Regions from separate parts of the Homo sapiens genome. Here region 1 is linked to region 2. Evidence: read pairs that join two places in POLR2A ChIA-PET (ENCODE). Cell type or tissue: Panc1. All regions are shown on one strand. Links, peaks and the distances in the headings refer to the core of each region. The heading gives the core; the rest is flanking DNA. Region 1 overlaps HDAC9 (histone deacetylase 9). Region 2 has its middle 43 kb from the start of TWIST1.

Region 1 (8,643 bases), core at 343-8,342, 97 kb after region 2:
TAAGGCGTTTTGTTTTGCTTTTTTTTTCATTTTGCAGGACCCTATTTCAATCTTATCAAAGACTTGTCATTTATTATAGTTGATTGTTCATGTTTGTTTCTGTGGTAGGAAGAATAATAGTCCCCAAAGCTATCCACTTCCTAATCCTTGGAACGTGTGAATATGTTACCTTACATGGCAAAAGTGATTTTGTAGTTGTGATTAAAGTTAGGGGTGATAAGGTGGAGAAATTAATCCTAAATTATCCTGGTGAGTCTAATCTAATTATATGAGCCCTTAATAGCAGAAACCCTTTCTCAGCTGAAGGCAGAGAGAGATATGATGACTGAAGAAAGGTCAGATAGATGTGAAGTTGCTGGCTTTAAAGATGGAAGAAGGGGTCATGAGCCAAGGAATGCAGGCAACCTCCAGAAGATGGAAAAGGCAAGGAAACCAATTTTTCCCCAGAGCCTCCACAAATGAAGGCAGCCTTGCCAATACATTGCTTTTAGCTCAGTGAGACCTGGGTTAGTTAGATTTCTGACTGACAAACTTTGTGTGTTTTAAGCCATTAAATTTGCAGTATTCTACTGCTGCTGTAAAAAGGTATGTGAACGTTTTGAGGAGTACAAGGCAGCTTTGTGATCCTGGCCCCTAACACTTTATCTGGCTCCTAGAAATAATCAGAAAGTGTTGAAAGAGTGAATGAACTTGATATTTTCACATGTTCTTCTTCCTCATTCTGCTGGTTGGAGGATAGTCCTGATTGATTTAACCTATGAACAGCTAAAGGTATAGATGCCCAAGTATAGGCTCTATATTCTTATATTATAGATTACTGAATGATGGCCAATATATTAAAAGAAGAAACAGGCCGGGCACGGTGGCTCACACCTGTAATTCCAGCACTTTGGGAGGCAGAAGTGGGCTGATCATGAGGTCAGGAGATTGAGACCATCTGACTAACACGGTAAAACCCCATCTCTACTAAAAATACAAAAAAAATTAGCTGGCCATGGTGGCACGTGCCTGTAGTCCCAGATACTCGAGAGGCTGAGGCAAGAGAATTGCTTGAACCCGGGAGGTGGAGGTTGCAGTGAGCTGAGATCACACCACTGCATTCTAGCCTGGGTGACAGAGTGAGACTCCATCTCAAAAAAAAAAGAAGAAGAAGGAGACGGAGGAGAAGGAAGAAGGAAGAAGGAAGAAGAAGAAGAGGAAGAAGAAGAAGAAGAAGGAAGAAGAAGAAGGAAGAAGAAGAAGAAGAAGGAAGAAGAAGAGGAAGAAGGAAGAAGAAGGAAGAAGAACAAGAAGAACAAGAACAAGAAGAACAAGAAAAAGTGTAACAAATCGAGGAAGAAGAAAAGTGATAGAAAAATAATAAAAATAATAAACCTTTATCAAGTTTTATCAAGTATTTACTACATGCCAGGTATTGTTTTAAGTTCTTGTGATGTGTTGTTTCATTTGATTCTCACAACTCTATGAAATTTTTCTCTCATTTTAAAGATGAGGAAAATTAAACTCAGAGAGATTAAGTAACTTGCCCTTGAGCAAACAACTGTGAAGTGTGGAGACTCTAGAGGCAAGCTCTACTCTTCCTCTGTAGTGGTAAGAGGATAGGATTGAAGGAGTGAAGAAAAAGATGAGATGGGAAGCTAAATTATGCATCTTATTTTATATACGTTTCTATTCAATTTTGTTTCTTTTTTCAAAGTAAACACTGTTTTGTAAATAATACAGAACTGAACCCCAAAATACATAACTGGGCATTGGAGGATTAGAACATCCCTAATGTTCTAAGTCAGACTTCACATGCACCTCAAGACCACATGTTAGACACGTTGGGAAAATAGAGATAAAATGATGGCCCTGGGAAGAGGAGGAAAGATAAATGAAGAGGGGGCAGATTTTTCTTTTTACCAGGAGCTTCCAAATCTCACCTCAATTTTCAGCTAAGGCTTTGTTGACACTGGATGAAAATTAAAAACAAAATTTATATTGAAAAATTTGCCTGCTAATATAGTTTGGATAAATGTTCCTGCCCAAATCTCATTTTGAAATATAATCCCCAGTGTGGGAGGTGGGGCCTCATGAGAGGTGTTTGGATCATGGAGGCAGATCCCTCATGAATGGCTTGCACCATCTCCATGGTGATAAGTAAGCTCTTGCTCTGAGCTCACATGGGATCTGGCTGTTTAAAAGTGTGTGGCACCTTCCCCTCCACTCTCTCTCTTGTTTGCTTCTGCTTTTGCCATGTGATGTACCCGCTCCCCAATCACCTTCCTCCATGATTTTAAGCTTCCTGAGGCCTCTGGAGAAGCCAAGCAGATGCCAGGAACTTGCTTCCTGAAAGTCCTGTGGAACTGTGAGCTAATTAAATCTCTTTTCTTTATAAATTACCCATTCGCAGCTATTTATATAATAGCAATGCAAGAACAGCCTAACGCACATACTTAGTTATCTAAGTTGTCTAAATAAGTTCTTAGTTACCTAAACAAGTACTTAACATAATGGTATCATAGAATAAAATAAGAGGGGTGAATAATTTGTGCAACATTTAGCTTCTAGAAGCCTTTGGAGACACAATCCCATTGGGATGGGCTATTTGAGGAAAATCATGTTTCTAAGTACATTAGATATGAATGTATATTTAATAATGGTCTATATTTCTATATAAATCTTAAGATTCAGGAAAATGGGGTTTTTGATGTCATTGGAACTATTGATAAGCCATTCAAAGCTCAGGTAGATGATACTTGGATTTAGCTGATTATTACACTGTTATATTCACAAACTAGATAGTTACCCAAAAAACAAAGTGGTCAGACTTTGAATAATATGTTTTCTCATGTTTCTGTATTATCTAATGACATGAAACCATCACGTTCATGAGAAAGGTTGCCAAAAGTTGAAAGTTAAATGATTAAAGAGACAACTATTCTGGATTTTGTTAAAAAAAAATGTAACACGATTTACAGGTCAAAATGACAACTGCAAATCTAACTTTCAAGTTTGTTTGGTTTTTGTGTTAGTTAAAAAAAAAACACACACACACAAAGTCACCAAGTTAGGCATTCTAGAGTGCAAATGTGCTCCTAAAAACCTAACAGTTGATCATCTTGAAGTCTTGATTGCCTTTCCAAATCTTTTCTTGATCTTCAGCAGAGCCTGAACTGATATCCAAGAGTAAACCTGAGTACTGTACTGACCTTTCCAAAGTAGAAGCATTTTGAAACAGATAGTCAACAAATGCAAACTACAATTGTTTAAAGGTACACATTCCTAGCAAACAATAAGAAAACTTCTTGCTTCTAAGTAGTATGCTATATGTGACCAGACGTATATATTTAATTTTCTTTGACTATATAACTTGGATCCCTTCAAGATTTTTTGTGTTGTTTTGTTTTGTTGACCCATCAATCATTTTTTTGATCAAGTCTTTTGCCCCCAGAAAAGTATGTGTTATGTTTGAAAATTAACTATCCCCAAAAGGAATTCCCACATATCAGCCTTTTCCTAGTAATTTATTCTTCAAGGCCCATCAATGTAGTTATAAAAACGAAATGACTATCTGCACTGTGTTGTCATCCCCTCCCCCATCCAAGAAAAACGAACAAAAAATACTTACAATGGTTCTTAGCCAGGAGCATTTTATCCCTTATTCACTAGTGGTAAATGAGTCAGATATGAGTTGGCCAGGAAAAGAGCTGCTTTACCCAAAATCTTAGTATGAAATGAGTCATCTCACTCCAAACACCAATATGTTCTCCAAAATAACTGGCAAGAATTTCCTATAAAAGGAATCTTGCCTTCACTCTTTTCCATCCATTTAGCTCTCTGATTTTTCTAATTTTTCAATTTCCTGTGTGCTTATAATATTGCATTCATAAGAAAAGCCCAGAAACGTTTCCGCCACTTTATCTCATTTTGAAAGCCATCTTTCCTGTTTGAGTAGGGGGACAATACTGATAGTATTCCCCTGAAAAGAGTAAATGCTCTGTGGCTTTTCAGAGCATTCTCTCTCTCTCTTTCTGTGTGTGTGTGTGTGTGTGTGTGTGTGTGTGTGTGTGTGTCTGTCTGTCTGTCTCTGAGGAAATTCATGCATGGTTCAATTGAAATGCAAGAGCCAGTTCTAGAAGAATTCTTCTTTTCCTCTGCTGAAAAAGGGAGTTCAGTTCAAAGCCATCAGAAATATTTCAAGCAAAACTATTTTTCTTCCCACAAGAAAAATCAATCACAATAGATATAATCTGTCTAAAAGTGATAAATGAACATGAAACCAGGCTACACTCTTTGACTCTGCTTTCCTGCACATCAGAACATTCACATTCTCTCTCTGCCATCAGATGAAGCTTAAAATAAAAATCACTGTGGACTGAAGCCAAGGTTAAATCTCTATAGACTACCATGAGTCAAGCACACTATTTACCTGAGGATAAACAACTTTGCCTACAGGGCCAATTCCTGCCAAACTGCTGAGATTTTTATATTACTTGAGGCTCATAACATCACTTATTATTGTTAATTATTCTAAGCTCTGCAATTTAACAGGCAAAAATATTTACAATTCATTTCACTCAGGTTGGAATTTAGCTTCGTTTTTCTATATTAAATTCTAAAGAATAGCTATGCTCCTTTTATATCCAACACTAACAGATGTTAGTTTCCTCAGTTTTATGGCTCTCAGATGACAGACAACTAACTGTTTTTGGCCTTCGGAATAATTGCAACACCTTTGGATTATGAACTTGGTTCAGTTCTTAGCTGGGAACGGCAGGGGGTTAGTTCTTATTATCAAAGATGTAAAGTAAGTTTTCCCTTATGCTCTAGATATTCATATAAAGTTATCTTTCAATAGAGTAATATACAACTTTTCCCCCTTATTGCTAATCTGCTGTTTAAGTGGTTATGGTAAGAGAAAATAATTGCATAAAAATAAAATCTCTTATTCATTTTATCTCCTGTTCTTGGCCAAAACAAGATGTTAAATCCATTAAACTCTGAGTATCCAGTAAAAGCAAGAAAGTAGAACTGTTCGTATTTGTGCATTCTTGGGAAAATTGCCAACCTGTGCACTAGTAGCAGGATCTGCGTAATTAATGGTGATGTTATTGACGGAGGGAGTCTGATTTCCTTCTCAGGAGCAATTTAAGAGTGCAAGCTGGCAGAGCTTTAGTAAAGCCTCACCTGATTTATTTTTAAATTGAGGAAATGTGACCTTGAAGTCAGCCATAGAAATCACCAATATTTATGTACATTTATGGTGGCTTTGGTAGACTTCAAAGAAATTCTGAATGTACCATTTTCTGTAGAACTGAATGATGAACACCAAATGCACAAACTGACAAACATTCCTTAAAAAGAGAACAAGTGAATCAAATCTTAGTTTCACTGTATTTTTTCTCCAGAAATCTATATTCATAAGAAGATACATTAAAACCAATTCTGTCCTATCCCAAAATGAAATAAAATCAGCCCCAAGTTCACACAGTCCTTTACACACAGTCTCTTGTCTCCTTTGCAGGCAACTTCCCCCTTTATCCAGTTGTTGGACCTCAAGGACAGCCACGTAAGGAGTGTGTATGTATTTTGGCTATCCAACGGTCTAGCATTATTTCCATCTTCTACTCTCCTCTTTCTCTTTGTTATATCAGCAATTTCAAAATGATTAGAGAAAGAAAAAGAACATCTGGAAAAACAGAGATAACTAGGAAAAGGAGTTAAGCCCACAAGCAGCTCTTTCCATAACGATCTGCACTCAATTATCTGATAAGGCGTGATTTTTCTCACCATTTATCTCATCCCCTCTATTTCTCTGTGAACTGCAACCACATGCTCCAGCTCTGCATTTCACATGAAGAATGAAGCAATGAATTCTCGATAGCCTAAAGCATGTGCTGTGGCATCTGTGGCTTTGGAGAGGACAGGTGGTGGAAGTGGAGGAGACAGGTGAAGGAAAGCCAGGAGGAAGATTCACAAATATCAACGATGAGCCTGGATATGACTGACCCGGATTATTCCCGCACGTTGGATTCATACCTGCTGTCTTCCTGAGCAAAGGGCTGTTCCACATCCACTGTTAGGGAGGCCAGGGCAGAAACGGTCTCTGTCTCCTCTTGCAACTGAGCACCAGCCAGAGCACAGCCCCTTGGCACAGCCACCATCCTTACTGACTTCCAATACTTGCCTAGGAAAAACATCCATCATACTTCATAAGAATTGTAATTACAGCAGTAATAATCAGAATACTCACATACGTCCAACTCAGAGCAGTTGTTAAGTTAAAATTCCCCATGTTATACACAGTTGTAATTTGGTTTCTTAACTGTTATGATTGGGTCTTTTTCTCAATATAAGAATGCCAAGTTGTGAAGTGCCCATATTCCCAAGCTGAGTCTCCCTCTTGCTTACACAGCAATAAAGTGAGGAATAATCCATGGCCTACTGAACTCACCCTCAGACTGACAGCTGTCTCTGCAACTAAGTAAGCAAACTCCGGGCTTCACGCTCCCTGGGAAACCCACAAGAGACCAGGAGGCAGCACTCTTACAGAGAACATGAATGGAATCGTACTGTTAAACATTGCTACTTGAATCATTAACTTTAAGAAAATGAAGTTGGAATATTAAAGAAAAAGAAAAGCCCAGAAATGCCAGCATGAATTGAATGGCAACTTTGCCAGAACAATCAGGTTTGTTAGTCCTGGATGTTCTTTCTTTCTCAACCTCAGGGTGTGTACTAGAACAATAATTGACTTAAAACTTTAATATATATACTGGCTGATGTTGGAGCCCATCCATATGTCATACTGATGTTTCTTTTTTTGAGGCAGGAAAGGAGAAAGAGAGGAAAATAGAAGGTCATTTCATGAGAACATGCCAATGGGATAAATATGAAAGAGCATAGTTAATGGCTTTCTTGCAGCCCTTAGGCTATTTTTTTGTGAAATGATGAGTAGCCCCAAATCAAAGCAGGAGAATCTCCCTAGGTGCTGACATGACTCACCAGGTTAGTACTATCTCTGCAGCCTGACTAGTTGGCAAGAACTTTGGTATGCAGTGTTTGCTTACTTCTTGGAAGAAAAAGCCTTGTTTGAGTGGAAAAGGCAAATGGATGAACGCTGGATTGGGCAGTAAGATAACAGGGTTCTGGACCCAGCACTGCCATCCCAATGACATTAGTGAGGCTTTTCAGGACTTTATTTCTGTCTCTGAAATAGGGAGATGCCTCAAGTCTCTTGCAGCTCTAACATTTTATGAGTGGCCTTTATTTCTTACTGTTTCATAGAGGAACAGATGTCACATTAGGAGAGGATACTAAGTCTCCCCATCTGTTCCCCATGCCAACAAGACCATCTGACATAGGTGTCCATTACTATTTAACTTGCTGTGATCCCTTATTCTGACCAAAGTCTGAGAATCATAAAGTTTTTAATTTGAACCAAACAATAACAATTCTGTCAATGAATCCAAAAACTAACATTTTGTAGAAGCTAAGGCTTTTCCACATGTCGAGGACACAAAGATGCTTCCCTAACACCAAGAAATGCATGGTCCAGTTGAGACAGCCCTGTTAGTTAAGAATTACAATTCTGTGTGTAAAATGCCCACAGTGACCTTGAACGGGAATAAGTAGAACACGTATTTAAGATGATGGAAAAGTATGGGAAGACTTGCCAGGAAAAATAACACTTGACTGAGTATTTGAAAGATCATTAGAAATTAGAGTGCAAATGTGCTCCTAAAAACCTAATAGTTGATCATCCTGATGTCTTGATTGCCTTTCCAAATCTTTTCTTGATCTTCAGCAGAGTGAGGTCATGGGATATCCCTGGAAGGGGAAACAGCACATACAAATATACAGAGACTGGAGTCTCTGTGTTTTACTGGGTGACCGTCAACTGCTGGGAATGACTAGAACATAGGAAGAGTCTGGAGTGGGATGGATGAGACTGCTATGGTAGGCAAGGGCTAATTAATACACACTCTTGAATGACACTCTGATGATCCTGGACTTCAACCTGAGGATGATCAGGGGGCATTTTAGGCAGACAAGGTATAGAATCAGGCTTATGTTTTTAAAAGATCCCTTTGGAGAGATTATGGGTGATGGATTGGAAGGTGATAACAGTGGGGGCAGGAAGACCAATTTCACATCTTGGCAAAAGTCCAAGTGGGAAACCATGATGTCTAATCCAAAACGAAGTAACAGAATCGAAACGAGAAGACACTAAGAGAGATTTGGGAGGTTGAAAATGTATCTTTGGCCTACCCTACATCTCTCAACTTTGAAAGTTATTTCTGAATTGACAGTTCCATTCCCAGGGCCTAGTTTCGCTAGATCACAATGCCAAATACTATCCAGCTCTAATATTTCATGATTGGCCTTTCTTTATCTTACTGTTTCACGAAGGAACAGATGTCACATTAGGGGAGGAAATTCAGTCTCACCACCCACTTTCCATGTCAACAAGACCTGTTGACATGGGTGTCCGCTACTATTAAACTTACTTTCAAGTTAATGTTATTGTAGTATTACCCAAGTTGAAAATTCCATATACCATCTATAAGTACATATATTGTAATGAGTTACATAAAATATTATTATTAAACGTTATTTTAGCAGATGACATTTACAAAGCTAGTGATGCCTTATGACATC
Region 2 (8,643 bases), core at 627-8,626:
CTAGGGAGCTGTAAGTTGAAAAATTCTTAGAGCTCACCTGCAAATGGCAGATATTTGTGTTCCAACTAGTCAGAGGGAAGAATTGTTGAACATCTGGGGCATTCAATATTAAGTAATAAAATACAATGTGTTAATAGTAAAACTAAGCTAAATGTAGAATAAAGGATACTCTAGACCTGCTCTAATATGATTTATTTGTATTGGTACATACTATTTATGCATATTTAAGGGGTATATGTGATATTTTGTTGCATGCAGATATGTGTGATGATGAAGTCAGGGTATTTAGAATATCCATCACCATTAGCATGTATCATTTCTGTGTTGAAAACATTTCAAGTCCTTACTTCTAGCTATTTTGAAGTGAACAATACATTGTTGTTAACTATAATCGCTTGCTATAGTATCAAACCTTAGAACTTATTCCTTCTAGCTAACGGTAATTTTGTACCCATTAACCAACCTCTCTTCATTCCCCCTCTCCCTACACACCCACAGCCTCTGATAACTATTATTCTACCCTCTACCTCCATGAGATCAACTGTTTTAGCTTCCACATATTTGCCTTTCTGTGTCTAATTTCACTTAGCACATTGACCTCCAATTCCATCCCATGCTGCTACAAATGACAGAATTTTATTCTTTTTTAATAGCCAAATAATATTCCATTGCATAAATATACCACATTGTCTTTATCCAATCACCTATTTATGAATACTTGGGTTGATTTTGTATCTTGGCTATTGTGAACAGTGCTGCAATAAACATGGAGCTGTTTGTATCCCTTAGATATACTAATTTCCTTTCCTTGGATAAATACCCAGTAGTAGGATGGCTGGATTGTATGGTAGTTCTGATTTTAGTTTTATGAGAAGTCTTCATATTGTTTTCCATAATGGCTATACTAATTTACATTTCCACTAATGGCGTATGAGAGTTTTTTTTCCTCTGCATCCTTGCCAGCATTTGTTATTTTTTTAGTAATAGCCATTTTAACTGGGGTAAGACAATATTTCATTGTGATTTGATTTGTATTTCCTTGGTGATTCTTTTGAATGCTCAATACACTGTCAGCCACGTGTTTTGTTTTTTTTGTTTTGTTTTGTTTTTGAGAGATGTCTATTTAGATCCTTTGCCCACTTTTTAATGGGATTGTTTGGTGTTTTTTGTTAGTTTGTTTTATATGCTGTTGAATTGAGTTTTTGTATATTCTAGATATTACTCCCTTGTCAGATGACTATTTTGCAAGTATTTTCTCTATTCCATTGGTTGTCTTTTTATTCTTGATTAGTTCTTTTGCTGTGCAGAAGCTTTTTAGTTTAATATAATCCCATTTGTCTATTTTTGGTTTTGTTGCCTGTGCTTCTACGGTGTTAGCCATAAAATATTTTCCTAGACCAATGGCCTGGCATGCTTCCCCTTTATTTTCTTCCAATAGTTTTATATTTTCAGGCCTTATGTTTAAGTATTTAATCCAATTTGAGTTGATTTATGTATATGGTGAGAGATAGGTGTTTAGTTTCATTCTTCTGCATATGGGTATCTAATTTTCCCAGCACCGTTTACTGAAGAGGGTATCTTTTCCCTAGTGTATATTCTTGGCTCCTTTATCAAAAGTCATATGGCTGTAAATACATGAGTTTCTTTCTGGGTCTCTATTCTTTTCCATTGACCTATGTGTCTGTTTTGGCACAAATATTGTGATGTTTTGTTGACTCTAACATTGTAATATATGTTAAAGTCCGGTAGTGTGGTGCTTTTGTCTTTGTTCATTTTGTTCAGGATCACTTTGGCCATTTAGACTCTTCTCTGGTTCCATACATATTTTAGGATTGTTTTTTCTCTTTCTGTGAAAAGTACTATTGGTATTTTGATAGAGCTGGCAATGAATCTGTAGATTGCTTTGGGTATTATTATCATTTTAACAATATTAGTTTTTGCAATCCAAGAGCATAGGATGTCTTTTCATTTGTTTATGTTCTCTCCAGTTTCTTTCATCAGTGTTTTGTAATTTTTTTTTCTGAAGGTTTTCATGTACGTGGTTAAACTTATTCCTAGTTTTTTTTTTCTGCTAGCAATTGTAAATGGGATTGCTTTCTTGATTTCTTTTTCAGCTAGTTCATTATTAGTGTTTATAAACATTACTGATATTTGCATGTTGATTTTGTATCCTATAACTACTGAGTTATCTGTCTGATTTTTGATGGAGTCTTGAGGTTTTTCTCAATATACAATAAGGTTATCTGAAAAGAGGATCTATGTGATTTCCTCTTTTCTAATTTGAGTGCCTTTTATTTTTTTCTGTTACCTGAGTACTGTGGCTAGGACTTTCAGTACAAGGTTGAATAGAAGTGGTGAAAGTGGGCATCCTTGTCTAATTCTACTTCTTAGAGTAAAAGCTTTCAGATTTTCCCCATTCGTTATGATGTTAGCTATGGGTTTGACACATACGGCCTTTTTTTAGGTTGAGGTATGTTTCTTCTCTGGCTAGTTTGTTGAGCATTTTTATCATGAAGGAATGTTGAATTTTATCAAATGCTTTTTCTGTATCTATTGAGACAATCATATGGTTTTTGTCCTTCATTCTATTGATATGATGTATCACATTAATTGATTTGCACATGTTGAGCCATCCTTGCATCCCTGAGATAAATCTCACTTGATCATGGTGTTCTGGGTTTTTCTGATTTGTATTGAATTTGGCTTGCTAGTACTTACTGAGGATTTTTACGTATGTGTTCATCAGGGATATTGGCCTGTAGTTTTTTTTGTTGTTGTGACCTTGCCTGGTTTTGGTTTCAAAGTAATACCAGTTTTGTAGGATGAGTTAGGAAGAATTCCATTCTCTTCAATTTTTTGGAATACTTTAAGAAAAATTGGTGTTAGTTCTTCTTTATAAGTTTGGTAAAACTTGGACTTTTCTTTTTTGGTAGACTTTTTCTACTATTTCAATATTATTACTCATTATTGGCCTGTACAGGTTTTCTGTTTCTTTATGGTTCAATATGGTAGGATGTATGTGTCCAGGAATTTATTCATTTTCTCTAGGTTTTCCAGCTTATTAGCATATAGTTGTTCACAGTAGTCTCTGATGATTTTTTGTATTTCTGTGGTGTCAGTTGTAATGTCTCCTTTTTCTTTTCTGATTTCATCTGAGTGTTCTCTTTTTGTCTTGGTTAGTCTAGCTAGCAGTTTGTCAATTTTATTTATCTTTTCAAAAAATCAACTTTTTGTTTTGTCGATCCTTTGTATTTGTTTTTGGTCTTTGTTTGGTTTTGCTCTGATCTTTATTATTTCTTTTAATAATTTTGGGTTTTGTTTCCTCTTGCTTTCCTATTTCCTTGAGGTGCATCTTTAGGTTATTTATTTGAAGTCTTTCTACTTTTTTGTTATAGGTGTTTATTGTTGTAAACCTCCCTCTTAGCACTGCTTTTGCTGTATTCCACAGGTTTTGGTATGCTATGTTTCCTTTTTCATTTGTTTCAAAGACATTTTTTTTTCATTCTTAATTTCCTCACTGACTCAATGGTCATTCAAGAGCATATTGTTTAATTTCCATATATTTGTACAGTTTCCAGTGTTTTATTGTTATTGATTTCTGGTTTTATTCTATTGTGGTCTGGAAAGATACTAGATATGATTTTGATTTTTAAAAATTTGTTGAGACTTGTTTTGTGGCCTAATATATCATTTATCCTAGAGAATATTCCATGTGCTGATGAGAAAAATATGTATTCTGAAGTTGTTGTATAAAACGTTCTGAAAATGTCTATTAGGCCCACTGGTCTAAACTGCAAATTAAATTCAGTCTTTCTTTGCTCATTTTCATATAGATAGCCTAACTATTGCTGAGAGTGGGGTGTCAAAATTCTCAACTATCACCGTATTGGGTTTATATCTCCCTTTACACCTAATAATGTCTGCTTTATATATCTGGGTGTTCTGATGCTGGGTGCATATATGTTTAGAATTGTTATATCCTTTTGTTGAATTGATGCCTTTATCATTATATAATGACCTGTTTGGTCTCTTTTTACTATTTTTGACTTAAAGTTACTTTTTGAAGATATAAGTATAGCTACTCCTGTGAGCTTTATTTCCATTTGCATGTATTTTTTTTTTTTATTCCTTTACTTTCCTCCTATATGTGTCTTTGCAGGTGAAGTGAGTTTCTTCTTGGGGGCATACAATAGGGCCATGTTTTCTTATTCATTTAGACAGTTTATATCTTTTAGGTGAAAAATTTAATCTGTTGACATTCAAGCTCATTATTTATATGAGAGGACTTATTCCTGCCATTTTATTAATTGTTTTCTGGTGTTTTTTTTTTGTATATTTCATTTTCTTTTCTTTCTGTCTTATTGTTTGATTTCTTTTTTTTTTTTTTTTTTTGTAGTGGGGACATTTGTGTCCTTTCTTGTTCTCATTTGTGTGTTTACTCTACCAGTTAGTTTCATACTTTCACACATTTTCATGATGGCAGATATAGTCCTTTCACTTCCAGGTGTAGAATTCCCTTAAGCATTTCATGTAGGTCTAGTTTAGTGGTGATGAATTTCTTCTGTTTTTACTTACCTGAGAAAGTTTTTATTCCTCCATCTTTATGAAGTATAACTTTGCTGAGTATAGTATTCTGGAATGACAGTTGTTTCCTTTTAGCACTTTGAATATATCATCATATTATCTCCTGGCCTGTAAGGTTTCTCCTGAGAAATTCACTTTTACTCTAATGGGAGTTTCTTTATATGTGACTAGGTATTTATCTCTTACTTTTTTTTTTTTTAAGAAATTTCTCTTGGTCTTTGACTTTTGACAGTTAAACTGTAATGTGCCTAGGAGAAGACCTTTCTGGGTTGTATCCCTTTGGGTTTATCTGAGCTTCTCATATCTGAATGTTTAAACCTCTTGCTAGATTTGGGAAGTTTTTGGGTATTATTTTGTTAAATAGGTTTTCTCTGCCAGTACATTTCTCTTCACCTTCTGGTTAGTGGGTTCAAGCAAGCCTATTCTTGGGGCTCCAGATGGCTTATGTGGGTGCCTGTAGTGACAGTGGTGGGTCAGGCATGAGGGTGAGTTCTTGAGCCCCTGAGCAGCATGTATGTTATGGGTGATCGTAGTAGCGGTGGCTGGACGTTCCTTGGGCTTCCAGGCGGTACTTGCTCATGTTAGTGGTGGCAGTGTGACACAAGTGGGCCAGTCCCCAGGCCTCCATGTAGCATGCGTATATGGATATCAGCAGTGTTGGTTGTGGCATGCTGCTCAGGTTGATCCTCAGACCCCCAGGAGAACTGCCCATATTCCAGTGGTGGTGGATGGGGCAGAGTAATCTCCAGGCCTCCAGATGGCATGCTTGGACAACAGCAGCAGGTTTTCTGGACCTGTTGTTAGGCCTTCTGGTGGTGCGCATGTGCCACTGGGGTGACTGATGAGGTGGGCAATCCCCAGGCCTCCAGATAGTGAGCCCAAGAACTAGGAGAGGGTGGTCCCAGGTAGGCAAGAACCTATTCTCAGGTTCCCCCAATGGTGTATATAGGCATCTCTGTTAGGCAGGGCAGAGCAAGCTCCAGACACATTAGGTGCCAGCTGTGGCAGGCATTCTGAGGCTGTAATTAGAATGCATAAATAGAAGATGAGAAAAATGGATAAATCGAAGATGAGAAAAATGGATAAATCAAAGATGAGAAAAATAGAAAAAATGAGACAAACTCCATCATGTCAGTGCTTGCATTAATTAAATATAATCTAAACGTTCTAGTTAAGAGGCAGAGATTATGGAATATTTTATATATACAGGCCCAAATATATGCAATCTATTAAAAGATTTTACAATATATGAAATCATAATATATAAATATATGTTTTATTGTATATACATCGTACAAATGTTAAAAGTAAAAGGATGGGAAAGATATACCATGCAAACATGTTATATGATAACTCTGAAATGATTATATTAATATCTTACAAAGTAGACTTAACAAGAAATATCGGGGATAAATAGAGATTATTTAATAATAATAAAAAGCCAATCCATCAAGAAGACATAAAAATTTAAAATATGTTTGCACCCAGTAACACAGCTTCAACATGGCTGCTTCAAGTATTGACAGAACTGAAAAGAGGAATAAACAGTTCCACAATTATAGTTAAGATTCCAGTAACTGATAGAAAATGTACCCAGCAAATCAGTAAGGATACAAAAGACTTGAAAATAGTATCAACTAACTTGAACTAATTGGTGATTATAACATATAGTAAGCAGAATATATACATTCTTTACAAGAGCACATGGAACATTCACAAATATATACATAACTCTTGGCCATAGTCTCAAAAATGTAAAAGAATTGAAATTATACAGATTATCTGTGCTTAACTCTGATCACAATGAAATTAAATTGAAAATGGATAGCCAATAGTTACTGTATAAATATTCAAATATTTAAAAATTAAATAACCCTCTTCTAAATAACCACAGTTAAAGAAGTCACAAATTAGAAAATATTACAAATTAAATAGACATGAAAACACAACATATTAAAATTTGTGAGATGTCACTAAAGCATTGCTTACAGGGAAACTTAAGATTTAAATGCTTATTTTAGTAAAGAAACAAGTTCTAAAATACATGATCAAGGCTTCTTCTAAACAAAATAGATAAAGAAAAGTAAACTAAACCCAAATTAAGTAGAAGAAAGAAAATAGAAATAAGACAAATATTAACAATATAAACATCAATGAACTAAAAGGCATATGATGTTTCTAATTTCTAGCATTTCTTGTTCTTTCTTAGAGTTTCCTTCTCTTTAGTGGCATTACCCATAAGTCATTGAATGCTATCTAATTTCCCATTAGAGACCTTACGTATTAGAGTTATTTTTAAACCTCGATTAATACAAAATCTGTGCCATATCTGGGTTGCATTCTGATGCTTGCTTTGTTTCTTCATACTGTGGATTTTTAGCTTTTTAGTCTTTAGTTGTTTAACATGCTTTGTAATTACATTTGTTAAAAGCCGGACATGTTGTATCTAATAATAGGCCTTTAATGTAGAGTTTTATGTTAACTGTAGATGTAGATGACAGAGCATTCGAATTCCTCTAGTGTCTTCCCTGTTGACTTTGGACTTCCCTGAGGACTCCTCCCCACAGAGAGCCTGTGCCTTGCAGCTTGTTCATCCATAGCAGACTATCTGGAAAACAGAGCCCTCTTGTGTGGTGGTAAAGTCTAGTGGGAAGAGGGGAAGTCTTACGATTAAATATTAATCATTTAGTGTGTCTGTGTTCCGGAGCTATGACTTCACAAGTGTTTCTTAGCTATTTTCCCCCATCCCCTTAGGTGAAACAGGAAGTCTAAAGGGGCCTAGGGTGGGAGAAATGTCATTCACTCAGTGGGATAATGCTCTGGTAAAGTCTTTCATGTTAAAAGTAAAAGGATGGGAAAGCTATACCATGCAAACATGTTACATGATAACTCTGAAATGATTATATTAATATCTTACAAAGTAGACTTAATAACAAGAAATATTGGGGATAAATAGGGATTATTTCATAATAATAAAAAAGCCAATCCATCAAGAAGGCATAAAAATTTAAAATATGTTTGCACCCAGTAACAGCTTCAACATGGCTGCTTCAAGTATTGACAAAACTGAAAAGAGGAGTAAACAAATCCATGATTATAGTTAAGATTCCAGTAATTGATAGAAAGGAGTGGGGAGACAATTGATAGAAGAGAGTAGGGAGAGTAGGCCTTTGTTATGGAGAACATTCTAAGTGCATTTCAAAATGATAACTCTTCCTTTACCCTGCCAGAGCCACAAGGGTACCTTTCTCTACTCTTCACCATAAGAATTTGATGGGGTTCCTGGGGACAAACATACAGAAATGCAGAGACCCTCTAAGACTGCAGCCCCTAATGGATTCCTACTCTCACATTAGTCCAAATTCAGCCTCCAACAATTTATCAAAATTGTAATTTAATTTTTCCTACCCATTTATGGCTCCAACGGCTTTGGCTTCCAATGCATAGATCTCAGCAGTGAACTTCTAAATTCTCTTGTCTCCAGATTCATTGTGCTCATTTGCTCTTAGAACTTACCTTTCCAGTGGGCCCAAAAAAGTCATTGACTTTTGTTTCATTCAGTTTATTGTTTCTTGTTTTAAGGATGAAAATAACGACATCCAATCTCTTTGCATATTGGAGATAAATTCAGAGTCCCATCCATTGAGTTTTTAAATTTCAGTTATTATAATCTTTAGTTCTAAGACATCTCTTTGGTTCCTTTTCATATCTTCTATTTCTTCTTTGAGACTTCCTAAATTGCATTTGTTCCAAGTGTATTTGTAATTGCTCATAGAAGTATTTTTATGATGGCAGCTATAAAATTCTGGTCAGATAATTCCAACAACTATCATCTTGTTGTTGACATCTCCTGATTGTCTTTTCTCATCAGTTTGAGCTGTCCCGGATTCTTTTCATGACAAGTGAGTTTTTCATTGATACCTGGATATTTTGTGTATTATGTTACAGAATTTTGGATCTTATCTAATCTTCCATTTCAACAAGCTTCTTCTGACCCCACTCCATTGAGTGCAGGAAGGTGCCACATCATTACTGCCAAATTACAGTGAAAGTCCAGGT

What was found. ChIA-PET counts read pairs that join two places held together with the same protein. Peaks named below come from ENCODE experiments on the same cell type or tissue, not always from the same donor. Only the 100,000 strongest peaks of a DNase experiment are listed, where the experiment ranks them.
Region 1: POLR2A ChIA-PET joins it to region 2 with 21 read pairs; 3 of 35 experiments call an interaction of 5 or more read pairs at or near these places.

The regions. Positions count from the first base shown.
Region 1 is chr7:18,973,332-18,981,974 of GRCh38, reverse strand. It overlaps HDAC9 (histone deacetylase 9), which reads right to left. Exons shown (of 26, transcript NM_178425.4): 25 at 6,022-6,169. Among named protein-coding and RNA genes, the nearest start is that of HDAC9-AS1, 76 kb to the right of the region's middle. In Panc1, for the core only: no CTCF peak of the experiment used is centred there; a DNase peak (open chromatin) is centred at 3,651; H3K27ac peaks cover 4,774 bases.
Region 2 is chr7:19,070,443-19,079,085 of GRCh38, reverse strand. No RefSeq gene overlaps it. Among named protein-coding and RNA genes, the nearest start is that of TWIST1, 43 kb to the left of the region's middle. In Panc1, for the core only: no CTCF peak of the experiment used is centred there; no DNase peak of the experiment used is centred there; H3K27ac peaks cover 39 bases.